2 separate regions of the Homo sapiens genome follow, and region 2 is linked to region 1. Evidence: chromatin contacts called from ENCODE POLR2A ChIA-PET data. All regions are on one chromosome and are shown on one strand. Each heading gives the region's core, a stretch centred on a gene start or an enhancer-like site at or near the end of the contact. The rest is flanking DNA. Distances are from core to core; before and after follow the strand shown. Region 1 overlaps TTC7A (tetratricopeptide repeat domain 7A). Region 2 holds the start of EPCAM-DT (EPCAM divergent transcript).

The links. ChIA-PET counts read pairs that join two places held with the same protein, here RNA polymerase II (POLR2A).
Region 2: POLR2A ChIA-PET joins it to region 1 with 10 read pairs in PC-9. The contact joins the promoter of EPCAM-DT here to the enhancer-like site in region 1. POLR2A ChIA-PET finds 5 or more read pairs at or near these places in 8 of 52 experiments (A549, BJ, Caco-2 and 5 more).

The regions. Positions count from the first base shown.
Region 1 is chr2:47,064,506-47,067,766 of GRCh38, forward strand. The region is part of intron 19 of TTC7A (tetratricopeptide repeat domain 7A); the gene reads left to right. Among named protein-coding and RNA genes, the nearest start is that of STPG4, 89 kb to the right of the region's middle. RefSeq lists an enhancer at 1,883-2,441. Within about 2 kb of position 1,451, at least 9 of the 41 ENCODE cell types and tissues checked have a DNase peak (open chromatin) inside an H3K27ac peak, as active enhancers do; they include PC-9, where a contact is called at or near this core.
Region 2 is chr2:47,343,750-47,346,954 of GRCh38, forward strand. EPCAM-DT (EPCAM divergent transcript) reads right to left here and starts at 1,325. Exons shown (of 5, transcript NR_110208.1): 1 at 1,152-1,325.

The DNA of each region.
Region 1 (3,261 bases), core at 201-2,700:
TCGCTGGTTGACACTGCTCTTCAGAGAGGGCTTCAAGGCTTGCCCAGGAAGGGACCCCCGGCAGCCTGCACTCCTCTTGGAGCTTATCTCTGCTCTGCCACCTCCCTGGATCCCCTCTGCACCAGGCACTTCCAAGGGCAGAAGAGGTACCTGAGGAAACCAGGGAGTCCCAACAGTGACTGGTGGAATGGTTGGGTCATTGAGAGCCCTCCCAGGAAGGGGGTTCCTTTGAAGTCACCTGACCTTCATGGTGGGAGGGTCATTGGTTGGTCATGAAGCTGAGATTAGAGCACCTCAGGGAATGACTGGCTTGACTTGGTTTCCCAGTGTAAGGAAGGAAAAAACAATTTTCCCTCTACCTTTCTGAGTTCTTAGCTGGGACCTTGGTAACAGGAGACAGATTAACAAGGAAAAACAAACAGAACTTTATTAACATGTATAAAATGTATTCATGGGAGATACTCAGGGAAAACGAGAAAAGCTTAAAGAAGTAGCTTAGAGGCCCAGCTCAGTGGCTCACGCCTGTAATCCCAGCAGTTTGGGAGGCCGAGGCGGGCGGATCACGAGGTCAGGAGATCGAGACCATCCTGGCTAACACGGTGAAACCCCATCTCTACTAAAAATACAAAAAATTAGCCGGGCGTGGTGGTGGGCGCCTGTAGTCCCAGCTACTCGGGAATCTGAGGCAGGAGAATGGCGTGAACCTGGGAGGCGGAGCTTGCAATGAGCCAAGATCACGCCACTGCACTCCAGCCTGGGTGACAGAGCGAGACTCCGTCTCAAAAAGGAAAAAAATGAGGTAGCTTAGAACTGTGGCTTACATAGCATTTTCAACCAAGAGCATACAATTTAAAAGAAGCAATGAGACAAAGAAAAAGGACTTGGAGTCTCTGGGGATGGCAAATTGTGGGAAGACAAATCAATGGGAAACTAATGGTAGACAAAGGCCAGTTAGCAGCGCTTGTTATGTAGATTCCTTTGTGCCATCTCCAGGCTGATAAGGTTCTAACGTTGTCTTCTGTGATCAACCTTTGTCCTTCCTGGTTGAGAGGGGAGGAGGAACACCCTTATAAATTTATATCCTGCTTTTAGGCAAATAGGGGGAGGGCAGAGAGCTTTTCTTTTCTCTGCTTCTTCTCAGTTGCCTTCAGCTCAAAACAGTCCTTACGCCCAAGTGACATATTTGGGGGTGGCATGTTCTGCTATCCTTCAGCAGCCCCTGAAGAAGGTCCTAGCCCTGGCCACAGAGCCACCCACTCTCCCTGCCCTCAGCTTGGCTAAGGAGAGTGTGGACACTTTGGTGCAGCTTGTCTGCACTGCAAGAGACAACTTGACACCCTCAAGCATGAGTGGACAAGCGAGGTGTCTGGGTGGCACTCTGCCCTCTTCTCCCAGGGGCAGACTCTGGAGAGGAGGAGTTTCCTGGTCCCTCCCCTTCCCCAGCCCCTCCCCTCCTCATGCTTTCTTCTTGGTGAGGGAGCTCCAGGCTCTCCAGAACCTCTCCCTGTCAGGCACCCCAGCAGTAGTGGGGAGATGGCTCTGCATGAGCTTTGGCTAATTTGGTAATTCCTGGGATGCAGTTACTGAAGCATTCCTGGCATGTGACCCAGCTTCTTCTCTCCCCAAATGCCCCTGGAAAGACAGGAAGACAGTGTTGTTATCTGCATTCCTCTTGATGACAGAGTGACGATGAATGATTTCCCTTTATTGGTTCCCTCTTGCTGCCAGTGTGGAGCAGGCCGCCTCATTCTTTAAGTGGGTTTGCAGGATCAAGAGCGTGGGTATGGCCTCAGAGCCTCTCATCCCTCACCCCAGGCTGTGGCATGAGGGGGCACATCTTAAATCCCCAGAAGCTCCCTACTGCCACCCCTGGTACCTCCCAAGGCGGGACCTGAGTCACTGAGGGCCAGAGCTCTGCCCATCCAAGCCCAGAGCCTTTTTAGGTGCTCTGGGACTCTAACAAGAAGGCTCTGGTCTCTAAGGCCAAAAGGATGAACTCTCTGGCCACACAGAGCTTCACCCATCACCCCCTCCGCCTGCTGGCTGGCCCTCTCCCCCATCATGGAGGGTTGGACCAGATATGAGAGGTGACAAACCTAAGACAAGCAGCCCTGCGTTATGGGGGCGCTTGAGGGTTACTTTCCTCACTGGGTGTCTCAGTCCATTTTGTGTTGCTGTAACAGAATATCTGAGGCTGGGTAATTTATTATTATATTTTGTTTTTATTTTTTGTAGAGACAAGGTCTCACTATGTTGCCCAGGTTAGTCTTGAACTCCTGGGCTCAAGGAATCCTTCCGCCTCAGCCTCCAAAAGTGCTGGGATTACAGGCATGAGCCACCATGTGTGGCCTTTTTAAAAAATATATTTTTTATAGTAATTTACAATAAGCAGAAACTTTTTATTTGGCTCACAGTTCTGGAGGCTGAGAAGTCAAAGATCGAGGGGCACATCTGGCGAGGGCCTTCTTGCTGCCTCATCCCATGGCGGAAGGTGGAGGGGCAAGAGAGTGTGAGAGAAGGGGAAGCCGAACTCATCCTTTTACCAGGAACCCCCTCCCAAGATAACAGCATCAATCCATTCAGGAGGGCAAAGCCCGCCTGACCTCATCACCTCTTAAAGGTCTCACACTTCAATTCTGCTGATTGAGGCTTAAGTTGCTAACACATGAATTTTGGGGGACACATTCAATCCATAGCACTGGCTCAGTTTTTTCTGCTATCAAATTGGGATGATAATCTAGACTCTCTTGTGACTTCAAGGAGCAGTTTTAGGGCTCAGGTGAACTGAAAGCTGTGAAAAGATAAGTCAACGTTGGGCATTTTTATCACTATATTCACATAGATGACTTGGTGGCACGTGGCCTGAGCCTGAGCCCCACCTGGGACCAGGCTGGTTTCTGTTGGACCATTCTTAGTGTGGGATGAGGGTCTTTGGCCCACATTTCCTTGTGATGCCAGCAGGGTGCTGAGAAGACAGGGAGGGAGTGCCTGGCAGAGACAGGGACCTCCAAGATGCCTTCGAGGTTCTCCTACGGTTGGTTGGCTGGGATGGTTTTTAAAATGAGTATCAGAGCTGGCTCTGGAGGAGGCACCTGCAGGTTGGAGCAGGGCCTTCAAGTTCATCTGACCTGGACCTGAGTCCCACTTTGCCTTCACTCACTGACCAGGTTCTGTAACCTCTCAGAACTTCAGTGTTCTCATCTGTAAAACGAGGCTTGCTATACCAAGCACCTAGGGCTGTTGTTAGAATTAGGTTAAATA
Region 2 (3,205 bases), core at 75-2,574, 280 kb after region 1:
TCCCTCAGTAAATATTTGTCTGTGGCAGGGTGCAGTGCTCGTGCCTGTAATCCCAGCACTTTTGGAGGCTGAGGTGGACGAATCACCTGAGGTCAGGAGTTTGAAACCAGCCTGGCCATCATGGTGAAACCTCGTCTCTACTAACAGCACAAAAATTAGCTGGGCATGGTGGTGCGTGCCTGTAATCCCAGCTACTTGGGAGGCTGAGGCAGGAGAATTGCTTGAACCAGGAGGCGGAGGTTGCAGTGAGCCAAGATCACGCCACTGCATGCCAGCCTGGGTGACAGAGCAAGACTCTGTCTCGGGAAAAAAAAAAAAAAAAAACTATATATACATACATACATATATATATATATATATATAAAATGTACATATATATTTATCTGGCACCTACTAGATGCCCCAGGTACCATGGTAGGCACAGGTGTACAGTGATGAAGAGCATTTTCCTATAAAATATTACCCAGGCTGACTCCAAGTTTTAATACCTCAGGTAGGAAAAGGAGGAGAGTGTTAGTAAAATGTTTGCCGTTGAATTTCACCAGCGTAAAAACAACATTCTGGGAAATAATTATCTGCACTTCAGTTCTTTGGGGTGGTACCGGAGGGAATCTTTACAAAGGTGGTATTAATGGAGAAGAGGAAGGGAAGGATCCTTAGTGATGGGTTGTTTTTCCAAGCACCTCGATCTAGTGGATTTCCTTTTTTTTTTTTTGAGATGGAGTTTCGTTTTTGTCGCCCAGGCTGGAGTGCAATGGCGCGATCTCGGCCCACTGCAACCTCCGCCTCCCAGGTTCAGGCGATTCTCCAGCCTCAGCCTCCGGAGTAGCTGGGATTACAGGCACTCACCACCACGCCCAGCTAATTTTTGTATTTTTAGTAGAGACGGGGTTTTGCCATGTTGGCCAGGCTGGTCTCAAACTGATCCGCCCACATTGGCCTCCCAAAGTGCTGGGATTATAGGTATGAGCCACCACGCCCAGCCAGTATTTCCTATAAATAAATGCTCCTATAAATAAATAGTACAAATACCTTTCCAAATCTGAGAACTACTAGTGAGCATCAGTTTTAGAGATAAATAGAACAAAGCTCCTTTTCTGCAGTAAGAATATATTAGCTTAATGTTGCTTTTTAAAAAAGTTTCCACTGACCTTAAAAACACTGAAATCCAAGAAATTGGATTCTGGAATCTGAGGGCGAGGGAATCCCAGGGTTGTGGACACGCGGTCACATCAACAACAAAAACAAAAAGGAAATGAAAAAAAAAAAGGGACAGCAGCCTGAAATACTAAGAATCCAGGTCCCTGCAGGAAGCCCAGGGGACTGCCAGGAACACAGCCCCATCCCGGCCACGTGATCATTCTCTAGCCTTCCCCTGGGGCCTGGAGACAAAGGAGAGGGGAGGAGACTTGGGGACAAAGAGCAAGAGCTGTAGAGTCTAGCCCTGGGGTGAGGATGCCACGGCTACCCGGCTGTGAGTTTCTGCCTTTGTTTTTTGATCTTTCCCAAAGGAAGTTAAACATTAATCCGAGCTGTAAAAGGACTAAGTAAGCAAAGGTGCCTGTGAGAACCTCTAAGGCACCTGGTCATCCAGTCTGCCCGCCACACTGAGAGCAAAGCGTAAAGGGGAAAGGCTTTCACAACCAGCTCGAGCCCCCAGCCCCTCCTTTCGGGGTTCTTCCCTGCCTTTCAGAGTCTCCCCTCCCACTTCTCCTTTGGATCTCTGGGCGAACCTCTTTCCTTTCTGCCTCCATCTTAGCATTTATGCCTTAAGTTGCTGTCCCTATGCTGAAATAAATTCATTACAGAAAAGTATGCTCCCTGATAAATGGGTATCAGGTAACGACCAATGGTGAGAAGGGAGATAGTTTTTGTTCTTTGATGTTGTTTAAAAAAATTGCAAATGTCATGACAACGAGGCCAGTCAAGAAGACAAGGTGAAAGCCGGACAGAGATTCAGGTCCTTGCATGGCTGTGGAATCCATTTCCTCTGGGTACAGTGAAACTGCTTCCCCTAGCTTCCATTTATGATGATTTCCATTATTTGGAACGTTTGTTACTCTTTCTCTCTCTTTCTGTCACACACATGGGTACAGTGAGAGCTAGATGCAGTTTAGAAACCAAATCTCTGTTGAACAGACTGTTAATTTAAATTTTTGAAAACAAGGAAAAAGGAATAAAAATTCTAGTTCTGTAGTTCAGTGTTGAGTTTATTTTCCTTGTCTTGTTATTAGGAGTTTTGCCTTTGTCTCCTACCTGCTTCTGTTCCTCTCTGATTTCTCTTGTGGCTGATGGAGAGGAATTTTGGTATTGCATGTTCTTCTGAGACTCCTGGCGATGCTTTCCCAATTATAGAGCGAAAATACTCATTATGAGGCCAGTTTTAAAAATGGCCAGCTAGGCAGATATAAGGTTTTTCATGGTTGTTTAATTAATCTGTAATTAGCTCTGAGGGCACCACTTTTCTTTAATTTTGTTTTTGTTTGTTTCTTTGTTTGTTTTTGTAATGGAGATACTTACCTACAATAGGCTGAACACAGTGAGTCACACCTGTAATCCTATCACTTTGGGAGGCCAGGCTGGAGAATAGTTTGAAGCCAGGAATTTGGGTCCAGCCTGGGAAACATAGTGAAACCCAAGTCTCAAATAAAAATAAAAATAATAATTTACATATAATAAAACGCACAGCTCTTAGAGGTACAGAGAGTGTTGACAAATGCATACACGTGTGTAGCCCACACCTCTATCAAAATATAGAACATTTCCATCACCTCCTAAGGATTTCCTCATGCCTTTTCCCAAGGGAGGGGACTCCCAACTCCCTCCCTGTCCCAGGCAACTTTGTTCTGATTTCTGTCACCATAGATTAGCTTTGCTTGTTTTAGAATTCTGTATCAATGGACTAATACAGTGTGTACTCTTTTATATATGGCTTTTATTACTTAGCATAATGCTCTGAGGTTTCTCCGTGTTGTTGCAGATATCCGTAGTTCCTTCTGACCTTCAAAACAAAGGTACCTTTGATGGAAAACCCCCACAATTTATTAAGTGCCCTATGTATAGGATCTGTTCGTAGGCACTGTGCTTGGTGTTGAAGAAGTGCAGTGGCTTTCTTCTGTGTCAACTTAGCTGAGCTGGAACATTTCCCAGAATTCCTGTCCCTGTATATTCTGGGTTAGCGTTGGCTACCAGAGAAATTTGCAGT